2 separate regions of the Homo sapiens genome follow, and region 1 is linked to region 2. The links are chromatin contacts, found by Hi-C or POLR2A ChIA-PET in ENCODE. All regions are on one chromosome and are shown on one strand. Each heading gives the region's core, a stretch centred on a gene start or an enhancer-like site at or near the end of the contact. The rest is flanking DNA. Distances are from core to core; before and after follow the strand shown. Region 1 overlaps LOC102723323 (a long non-coding RNA gene). Region 2 holds the start of SNX20 (sorting nexin 20).

Region 1 (5,389 bases), core at 9-2,508, 730 kb after region 2:
CTGAGATTTGCTGTTATTTAATCCCATCTTAACGGCTATGATCAAAGGACATAGTTTCTCTCACACATAAAGAAATAACTTGACTTTTTTAAAAAGCTGGCTAGGTGACTAATGAACTATGTCTACCGTGAAGTGGGTATCCTTAGTCAACTGCCAAGGCCTGTTTGTGCATGTGCTTTTATTTCTGCGTGACAAGCCCTCATTTGGATGCACAGTGAACACACATACCCCTGTGGAAAGATCATTAACTGAGTTGTGGTGGGGCCCACCGGTGGTCAAACCACATGTTTGTGTGTGCACAGGTGGAAATGATGGTCATTCTGAAAGTGTTCACCTCCTACCACCTTGGGGCTGTGTCTCAAACATAGAAGTTCCCTCTCCTGGGTAGTAACCCTCTTGTCTTAATTAAAAAACAAAATCTATACTTGCAGATTGATATCTGCCTATCTATCATCTATCTTCCTCTGATATATGTGTTTGTGGGTGTGCTTGGTGTGTATGTTTGTGCATGTGCATGCACTTACATATATAAAATGACAAAGAGATACATATTTTCTTATCAGATGGCTTTGTCAGGGATCTTGTGAAAAAAAAATAGGCATACACATACAGTTTTTAACCCAGTTATGACCTTCTGCATCAAAATTGGGTTTTGTAGGGTTTGGTAAATTACATTGCAATCTACTACTCATTCTGACATTAAGTATAAATGAAATTAAACTGTAATGAACAGAAAACACAGCTTTAAAGAAAAAAGAAGACATTAAAAGAGAGGCTGCTGGACTATATGCCCTTTCTGAATACTGGGGCCTCAGATTTTGTTTCTTTTTAATTTATGTTTGTGCCATTTGAACCCCCCTCCACAAGCCCCTCCTGGAGCAGCCTGGACAGCCCTTATGAGGTGAGACATCAAGCCCTTCTGATTCACAGCACTGTAGGGCAGTACTACTGCCACAGATAAGTTGAGCCTAAGCCACATAATTTTAGGATCTACTTTAAAATGAGAGCCCGGGCTTAGAATTTTTCTCCAAATTCTGAACATTATAAGCCAACAATGAGAACAACAACAACAGCAACAACAACAGAAATAACCCAAAGCAAATGCCCCCCAGTTCTTTTTGCCCTAATTTTTCACCAATATCAAACTCTTAACTTTCTGAATGTACAAAGAGATTCTTATTTTAAATCCAAGAAAGAAATGACCTCTTCAAATTCATAATGAGGTATGCATTGAACGGAACACAGCCCAAGGTGAGTCATTCATTAATCATAAACAAAACAGCCCCTGATCAAGGACACATAAGCACACACTGTAAAAAGAGGCCAGGTTACCCAATCCCTTTATTTAATATTAACTACATTATGTTTTTCATGTGAGTTCTGAGAAGGTGATTTTCTCACTTTATTTGTAGCCAGCTCAGTGTGAATGGATAATTACTTCCCTTAATGCTGTTTCCCCTGAAGGTTAACCCTGTTCAACAAGACACGATTGAATCTTGCCTCTCACGGTTGGGTGGGGCTGGAGTGGGGGGAAGGGTCTGCATCCGTAGCTAAAGACTTTTAGCTGGAATTCTTCAAGGATGAAAACATCCGCCAACAGGAATATTTCAAATGACATGAATAATATTTGTGATTAATAACAGCTAACCAGAGAAGTACAATCCAAGAAATACATGATTAGCTTATTACAGACATCTGATGTGCTAATTATCTTCAAAAATTTCATTGCTGATGACTGTTTTGGCAGAAATTTGAGCAAGGGAAGAGGAAATTTAAACTTTTATGTAAGTTGGAAACAAAGCATTTGGGCAATTGGACTTTAGAAGACCTGGGAATGGTATTTGGTATTTAATTCTGTCTGATGAGGAGGAAATTAAATAATGAGAATAGAAATCAGTGTGAAGATTGAAACTTGAGTCAACGAGAACTTGGCCGTCATTGTCAGAAGCTCTTCCTTACCTTCCTTGACAAAAGGCTCCTGGCCCTGAAATGAACGGGTAACATGATGCGGTTTGGCAAGACTTGCCTGGGTGCCAGTCATGGGTGTGTATCACTGCTTGTGGAAGACCAACAGTTCCCTAAGGATTTGCTTCTCATTCCCAGTGGAGACCTCTGCAGCACCAGCTACTTTCACTGAAGCATCACAGAATATCCTAACACATGGTAGGGGACCCAGGAGAAAGCCATACAGCTACTTCTGGGAGGAGCCTGGAGTACACACTCTCATTTTACTGATAGAAAAGCTGACTCCCAGAAAGGATGAGCAAGTTAGCAAAGATTTCAAAAGGATGATTGAATTCAGGCCACAGATAGCCAGCCATCTGCTGTGGGAATAGTGAACTGATATCACAGGGCCATTTGCGTAACCACACATGTTCTCTGTCTCACTTTCCAGAAGTTTACAATCAAGAAAGACATTTTGATGTTGATGGCAAACAAAGTAGGCTTAAAACACTCCTCAATTCAACTGCAAAGAAGGAGAGGCAGACTCTCCAGCAGGGAGACTCCCCATCTCCAGCCCTCCTTTCTGTAGCTTCATTGCCAAGGTGCTCCTTCTTTTGTTTCTTTCTCTACCATCCCCTAAGCGGATTGGGGTATCTTTGTATTCTATTAAGTAGGTGCAAAAGTAATGCAGGTTATGCCATTATTTTCAATGGCAAAAACTGCAATTACTTTTGCATCAACCTAATACATTCTGGAAGAAAAGAAGCAGGGGTCACAGCAGGCAACTGCCCGGGGTAGTGATCAAGACCAACGTGCACCTCCCAGCCTGGACAGGAGTAGTCAGATTTATGATTCTGATCCCCAGAAAACCAGATAATCCGCATTAAGCAAAGGTCCGCAAAACAATGAGTTTATCAGAGCAAACCAAGAGTTAAAGCAGAATGCTCCACTGAATGCAACTTAAGCCTCATGAGGACTGAGACCTGTGCTACCTTATTTACTGCTCTATCCCCCTTCAGACCCCTCACCCACTGATCTAGAACTGGTCTGACCCAGATTAGGCACTTATTTCTAGAAAGAACAACTGATTTGAACATTTTGAGCACCTACGTGGTGCCAGGCTGCTAGGCAACTATAAAAGAGACAAAACCACTGCCCTCAATGAGTTCTCAGTGAATGCAAACAGAAGAGAAGGTGATGAACCCAGTGGACTAGTGGCCAAGGGAGTGGACTCCTGGTGGCCAGATTAGTTCCTTAACTCTGCCATTTATTGGCTGTGTGACTTTTGACAAGCTAGTTACCATCTCTGATCTTCCATTTTCTCAAATGGAAAAAGTGGAGAGTAATAATCCTAACATATATAGAGGATTCTGTGAAGGCTATGAAATCACAGACGTACAGATTCAGCACAGAGGGGTAACTAGAAACAGAGAAGAAGTCAGCTAAATGACTACTTCAGTTGTCGCCAAAGCTGCAATTGCAGTTGCCTTGTGTGTTGCAGGCAGCTTTGATTGAAAAGTTAATCAGTAGGCTTGAGTCTCTATCAATAAAAAGGAGAGAGATTGATTTAAATACTTGATGATTCTTTTTAAAAAAGCCCTAAACCCCAAACACCTTAAAACATAAGTGATAGTGAATCAAGAGACAATGAAAGATGAATAATGGCATATTTTCATCAGAAAAATACAATTTTCAAGAAGAAAGTGGCCTCAGGGACCAGCCACGGTGGCTTATGCCTGTAATCCCAGCACTTTGGGAGGCCAAAGTGGGAGGGATAATTTGAGCTCAGGAGTTCGAGACCAGCCTGGGCAACACGTCAAAAGCCTCTGTCTATTGAAAATGCAAAAAATTAGCCAGGTGTAGTGGTATGCACCTGTAATCCCAGCTGCTAGGGAGATTGAGGTGAAAGGGTCACCTGAGGCTGCAGTGAGCCATGATTGTGTCATTATACTCTAGCATGGGTGACAGATGAGACCCTGTCTAAAGAAAATGGCTTCAGGAGTGAAAATTCAGTCTTGATGTGGAACTCTGAGAAGGAAGATGGGTATGAAAGATAGGAGAGTGGCTGATAACTGGTTGGGTGGGTGTTTATGGGTGCAGGATGAGCCAGTGCCTGCCAGAGCTCCCTGATATCATGTTCACCTCCATCCCACACACCCTACTCTGCCCCAAGGTACTCTGAGGGCTCAGAGGGTGTAGATGAGATACTCTTCTCCTTGGCCCAATCACATAATGGTGAACAGCTTAAGATGAGCAACAGCTAAGCATTCAGTAGAGAGGAAGAGCTTTGTAGGTGGAAGAGAACTGGCAAGGCTTCCTGGAGGAGGGGTATTTGCATGGGGTAGTGAAAAATGGGCATTTCAAAGCGAGAAGTATATTGAAGTCATCAAGTTCTTTTTTTTGAAGTCATCAAGTTCAACCTTTTAGCTGATAATTTGAAAAAAGGATCAACACATCAGGTGGTAAAAAACAGGCAAAGAAATGCAGTGTTATCTCTCAGTTTCCAGTAGGTTCTCAGGATAGCTTCATTGGCCTTCAGTAAACTGCTGGTGGTGGAATGGTAATAATAATTAGCAGTTAGTAAGTGTTTACCATGGCCAGGCTCCATACCAGGTGCTTTTCAGGTAGTCTCTTATTTACTTTTCTCAATCACCTTGGGAAGGCACTAATTTAACTGCATCTCTCATTTTATAGATGAGGAAACTGAGCTTCGAGAAGGGAGAGTAACTAGTCCTGAGTCACACAGTTGGTGAAATGTGGAGCTGTCTTGAAAGTTCATGGGTTCACCTACTGCACTGCTTGAAGAATATTTCGGTGTATTACAAATCTGTTCAGAAGCAGAACAGAGAAAACAAAAATCTCCAACAGCGTACACAGCTTATTTGCTAGCAATGTACATGCACATCAAGTGCTTAACACAGTGCCTGACATGGTAAGTCCTTTCTACATCTTAACAGAGATTTGCTTTTATTAATGAGTTATTTACTTCAGAGTCAAGAAGACAACCGGTACTCAGTAAATGGCAGGTGTTGCCATAATGACTGATACGATCAACATATGAGCCCTATTCCCTATCACCTTCCCCTATATAATCAAAGTCCTTGCCACTTTTGGTTTTTCCCTACCATTTCTAGTACAAAATGCATTTTGGGAGACTCTGTTCCCTTGATTATGCTGTTCTCTTAGCTGGAAGTGTCATTTCTTCATTCTTTGCCCATCTCATTCTGCAATGCCCAGCTCAAGAACTGTTATTCTGTGGTGTTTGTCCAGACCTCTTTAATTTCCTTGCCTAATCCTATAAACAGAATGTCTTTATTTCTCCTTCATGAAGGCTCCAGGCTTTCATTACACCTAGATAAGCACTTATTAATTTTTCTTGCATTATTCTGAGATGTAAACATGACCATTTCCCCCAACTCCACTCTGATGTCCTTGAAGTCTGGAT
Region 2 (5,039 bases), core at 968-3,467:
CAAGACAAGGAAGGTGCAAATGACCTGAGGAAGCTGCCAGTGGAACATAGAGGTAGAGCTGGGACTTGAACTCTGATCTGTTGGATTCTGGGCTCTTGGTCTGAACCCCTGGGCTGACTACGGCCTAGAGAAAGATAGAGCCAGTGCCTCCCTGGCACCCCCTGAGCACAGATGGGGGCGGGAGTCATGCATGTCCCTGAGCACAGCCAGCGCCTGTCCCTTGCTCCAGGGGTGAGAGCCGCTGGCCTGGGAGAGGGGAGGTCAGCTGGGGCCTGGAGCCTGCACTTCAGGGGGAAGTGCTTGCTGTGTCGGGTGAAAGGAACCCTGGGGCCTTCTCCGTTTGGCTCTGCACAGCCATCCAGTGGGCGGCCCTCAGGGACCCTCGATCCAACCTCACCTTTTACAGATGGGCAAACAGAGGCACGGAGCAGGGGCCTGGCTGGCCCAGGGCTGCACGTTCTTGAGCATGCCGTCACGGGCACCTCTCGCTTGTCTCTTGTGCCTGTCAGGGAGTCAGGAGACATCGCCTTCCATCCTGACCAACCGTGTGTCCTTAAGCAAGTGCTTTAATATCTCTAGGCTTCAGTTTCCCTACCTGATAAATGTGGCTACAAGCCCCGTCCTGTTGATAAGATGATGGATGACTAGGGGTGGGTTCCCTACATTCTGACTGGTGCCTAAGTGAGACAGTGGATGGTTTACGTGATTCTTGGTGGCTGGGATTCTTGGGGGCCCAGGGCACTCCTATGCTCAGCACTTCTGTAAAATGGGTGATGGCGAGTGGCCTTGGCCTCAGGGGCCCCAGCCTTTGCAGATCTGCTTTCATGACCAGGCAGCTGGCTCCAGGTCAGAAGCAGGGCACTATTGGCCCAGAGACCCTGTAAGACCCTAGAAATGATGCCTCGGCTTGACACTCCAGTAAAGACTGAGAAAGCTGATTATAAAACCAGGCCTTAGAATAAAATCAAATTCAGCAGCCACAGTCAGCTCCCTTATGGTTGTCTCTTACAGGTTTCATTGGGAGTCACCCATTTAAAGAGGAGGGGGAAGGAAAGAGTTGTGCACTGGTGTATCCATGGGGCCTTGGGTAGCTTCCCATCCCTCTCCAGGCCTCAGTTTCCTCATCTGTGAAATGGGAAAGCAATCCTGTCACTCTAAAAGCTCTCTGGGGATAGCCACATAGACGGTTCCATGGCCCTTTCCTTCCCTCTCCTCACCCTCTGTAGCAAAGATTTCTTGACTTTATAACAAAATACTAAAAGTGTTGTTGCTGTTGGCCTGGGGGCCTGTAGTTGGCCCAGGGGACAGAGCAGCTTCCCAGCCTCCTCTGCCTTCCAGCCGTGTGTGCACAGACAGTCATTCTCCTCCTCCTGTCCCCAGGTGTCCTAACCACCCCCTCTCCAAGAGCTGACTGCCAAGTCCAGTCCTTCTTCTGCTGGGCACACAGAGGCCACACTATCTTTCTGAGGGCCTGCGGAGGACTTTTCATGGGGGATGAGCCTCTAGGGGGTGAAATAAAGCACATGGCCCACGCTGGGAGACAGAGATCCCAGGATGTTGGATGTGTGGCTGCCTCTCTTGGGGAAAGGGTGGGTACCCTCCAACAACTGGACGCTCACCTGAGAAGCCTTGCCAAAGCCAGGGGCTCCCAACCCAGTGTGTGTAAGAATCCCCTGGTGGGGTGGGGGTGGGATCCCAGGGGCTTGTCCAAGAGCAGGTTTCCTGGCTGCTAACATAGGAAGGTGCCATTGAACAGGCCTGGATTCTGCATTTTCCATGAGTCCTCTAAGGCTGTGCTGAGGCAGGGGTTCCCTGACACTGTTCTTTTGAGAAACACAGGTGTGGTGACTTATTCTCCAGGCCCAAGATGGGTTGTACAAGCGCCTAGCATTTCAAAAGGAATGGAGGTGATGGAAGGTCCAGGAGCTGTCCCTTCCTCTGCCTCAGTGTGCTAAGGAGAGCTCCAGACACAGTGGCTGTCACTAACTCTTCCCCCTCCCACCCTGCCCCCAGCAGGTGCCAGGCAGGGCCCCAGGAGAAGGGGACTCAGGCCACAGCAGGCAGAGGACAGCTGAGCTTGGGATCAAATACTGACCTCCAGTCTCCAGGGCTGTGTGTGTCCAGGGGTCCGGGAGGAGTGTCATATGGCCCCTTCGAGCTCTTGGTTCTCAGCTCCGGCGACAAGCCGAGGGGCTGCCACTTTCTAAGTTCCCCGTTTGAAAACAGGAAACAGGCTGTGTGACCTGCTTCTGATCGCCCCAGCCCATTGGCTGGTGAAACATGGTATATTGAACTCAACTGCCAGCCTGCCAGCTGTACCCACCTCTTCTTCCGGGTAGCGCAGGGAAGGGCAAGGCGGTGTGGGGCCAGCCCTGTGGGATTTAGCTCAGCCTCACTTTCCCTGCCGCCTTGCAGAGGTCTGGCTGTCCTTCGAGTCCCCGTTGATCTCTGGAATTCAGGCATTAGCTCCCAGAGCCCTTTAACATTCATTATTCTACTCTATGAGCTAGGCATGATGGGGGCCGTCATGCCCCTTGAACAGATGGGAAAACCGAGGCTTGGATCACAGAGCTGGTGGGACACAGAGCCAGTGACTGACATAGAAGAGCAGTGGGGTAGAATTACAGTTCCATCTGGTGCCTTTTCTCTGAGCAAAGCTGTATCCATCACCACCAACAGAAAGTCCCAGGGAAGCGAAACCCCAGGGCAGTGTGGTGTGATTCATGCCCACCCATCTTTGTGGCCTTGAAGGCAAGAAACAGAAATCAGACAAAAAAAAAAAAAATAGAACTTTGCTGGCTCGCCCAGAAGTTTGCCATGTGTTTTTTTTTGAGCCATGATTCCCTTCCTCCCTATTAGAGGCAGTCACAGTCCTGATTCAGATGGGGGTTACTTCTTGGCTTTTCCTTAGAAATTTACCACCTATGAGATCCCCAAACAATTCAGTTTCATTTTACTCATCTGTGAATCTTATATAAATTGAACCATGCATACTGTGTGTATTCTCCAGTGCCTTGCTTCTTTCATGCAACATTTATGGGTATAAGATTCACTGATGCATTTCTGTGTAGATACTTTTTTTCATTTCCATTGTTGTGTTGCTACATTATTATTATTATTTATTTTACTTTAAGTTCTGGGATACCAGTGTAGAACCTGCAGGTTTGTTACATAGGTATATATGTGCCGTGGTGGTTTGCTGTACCTATCAACCCATCATCTAGGTTTTAAGCCCTGCATGCATTAGGTATTTGTCTTAATGCTCTCCTTCCCCCTGGCCCCCACCCCTGACAGGCCCCAGCGTGTGATGTTCCCCTCCCTGTGTCCATGTGTTCTCACTGTTCAACTCCCACTTATGAGTGAGAACATGCTGTGTTTGGTTTTCTGTTGCTTCATTATTTAAATACATCACCATTTGTCATTTTTTGTTTTGTCTTTTGATGCACACTTGGGTTGTTCCTAGGGTGGCCATCATGATCAATGCCACTGATGATATTCTTACACATTTATCCAAGTCCATGTACTTATCTGAGGTGAAATTGCTGGGTCTCAGAGTATAGATAGCTTCAACTGTGCTAGATTACGCCAAATATTTTCCACAGTGGCTGTGCCATTTTGTATTCCCACCAGCAGTATATGAGAATTCCAGGTGCTCCACCTTCTTACCTGCACTTGATATGGTCATTATTATAATTATTTTAAAGATGGGGTCTTGCTCTATCACCCAGGCTGGAGTGCAATGGTACCATCATAGCTGACTGCAACCTAGAACTCCTGGGCTCAAATGATCCTCCCACCTCAGCCTCCTGAGTGGCTAAGACTACAGTTACGTCACCATGCTTGGCTAATAAATTTTTTTTGTTTCTGGAGGGATAGACCATCATGGCCACTATGTTGCCCAGGCTGGTCTTGAACTCCTGGCCCCAAGCAATCCTCCTGCCTTGGGCTCCCAAAGTACTGAGATTACCAATGTGAGCCACTGTGTCTGGTTTGGTCAGTGTTTTTCAGTGTACCACTGCATTAATGTGCAGTGGTCTCTCATCAAGGTTTTAAGTTGCATTTCCCTAAGGACTAATGATGTTGAGCATCTTTTCATGGGCTTATTTGCCATCCTTATACCTTCTCCAATGAAGTGTCTGTTCAAGGTCATTGCTCATTATTGACTTGATTATTTTTAATGGTTTGTAGGTGTTCTTTATGTATTCATTTGGGTTTATGTGCTTCTCAATATCCTTTTCCATCCTGCAGTTTGCATTTTGTACTCTCTTAATGGAGTTTTGTGACGAATAGAAGTTGTCAACTTTAAAGAACCATATTAGTCCTTTGATATGGTTGAATTTCAACTTTCCTAATTGCAACATGAAATTTAATGAAGTCCTCCTAGTGCCAAAACATTCCGCCTTGAGCCAGTGTCATCCTTGGAGGGCATGAAGGTTTCTCCTGTATTTGCTTCTGCAACAAGCTCATAGGCTTGTGAACCTCAAGAGGAGTTCAGATGAGCCAAACACTTAGAACAACACTGTTCCGAGCTGTACAAGTGCTGGCAGTTCTTACTATTCTAAAACCGTTGCTGCTTGTCTTTTTCATTGGAGGCTCTATAATGTCCCTGTTTACCTATTGACCTTGCTTATTGACATGGCCCTGCAATTCCACCTCTCTGCAGTGCCGTCACTGTCATTAAGAACCTCCACATCTGCAAAGGTCTGTCTCTGGGCAGAGCTCACGAGGAGTGCCATGAGTGGTGTGCCTCTGGCCTGCTAGCTGGGGCACCCCGTAAGTGCAGGGGCCATAGGTCGGTCATCTCCGCCTCCCCCTGCCCAGCAGAGGGCCTGGTGGTGTGGCTCCCTGCATACAGTGAGGCTGGAATGCCCTCTCCTCCCTGGGTTGTGTCCCGTAACTTTCCAGTTTTCTCGCCTACTCTCTGCCCAGGCCTGGAATCTGCAAGACACCAGGGTGGACTCTAAGCCTTTCTCTGCAGCCCTGTGAGCCTCTCATGCTGCAGAAGGCAACCACAGGGGAAAAATGTGTGGTTGCCGCCA

The links. A loop is a pair of places that touch in the nucleus more often than their neighbours do. ChIA-PET counts read pairs that join two places held with the same protein, here RNA polymerase II (POLR2A). Pooled maps may share reads with other maps.
Region 1: a pooled map shows a loop between it and region 2 (2.9-fold over the local background). The contact joins the enhancer-like site here to the promoter of SNX20 in region 2. A Hi-C loop is called at or near these places in 1 of 37 single-sample maps with no recorded cell type and 1 of 50 pooled maps. POLR2A ChIA-PET finds 5 or more read pairs at or near these places in 1 of 52 experiments (PC-9).

What each region holds. Positions count from the first base shown.
Region 1 is chr16:51,407,178-51,412,566 of GRCh38, forward strand. The region is part of intron 2 of LOC102723323 (a long non-coding RNA gene); the gene reads right to left. Among named protein-coding and RNA genes, the nearest start is that of HNRNPA1L3, 240 kb to the right of the region's middle. Within about 2 kb of position 1,259, at least 3 of the 41 ENCODE cell types and tissues checked have a DNase peak (open chromatin) inside an H3K27ac peak, as active enhancers do.
Region 2 is chr16:50,679,095-50,684,133 of GRCh38, forward strand. It overlaps SNX20 (sorting nexin 20), which reads right to left and starts at 2,218. Exons shown (of 4, transcript NM_182854.4): 1 at 2,096-2,218. RefSeq lists an enhancer at 4,922-5,039.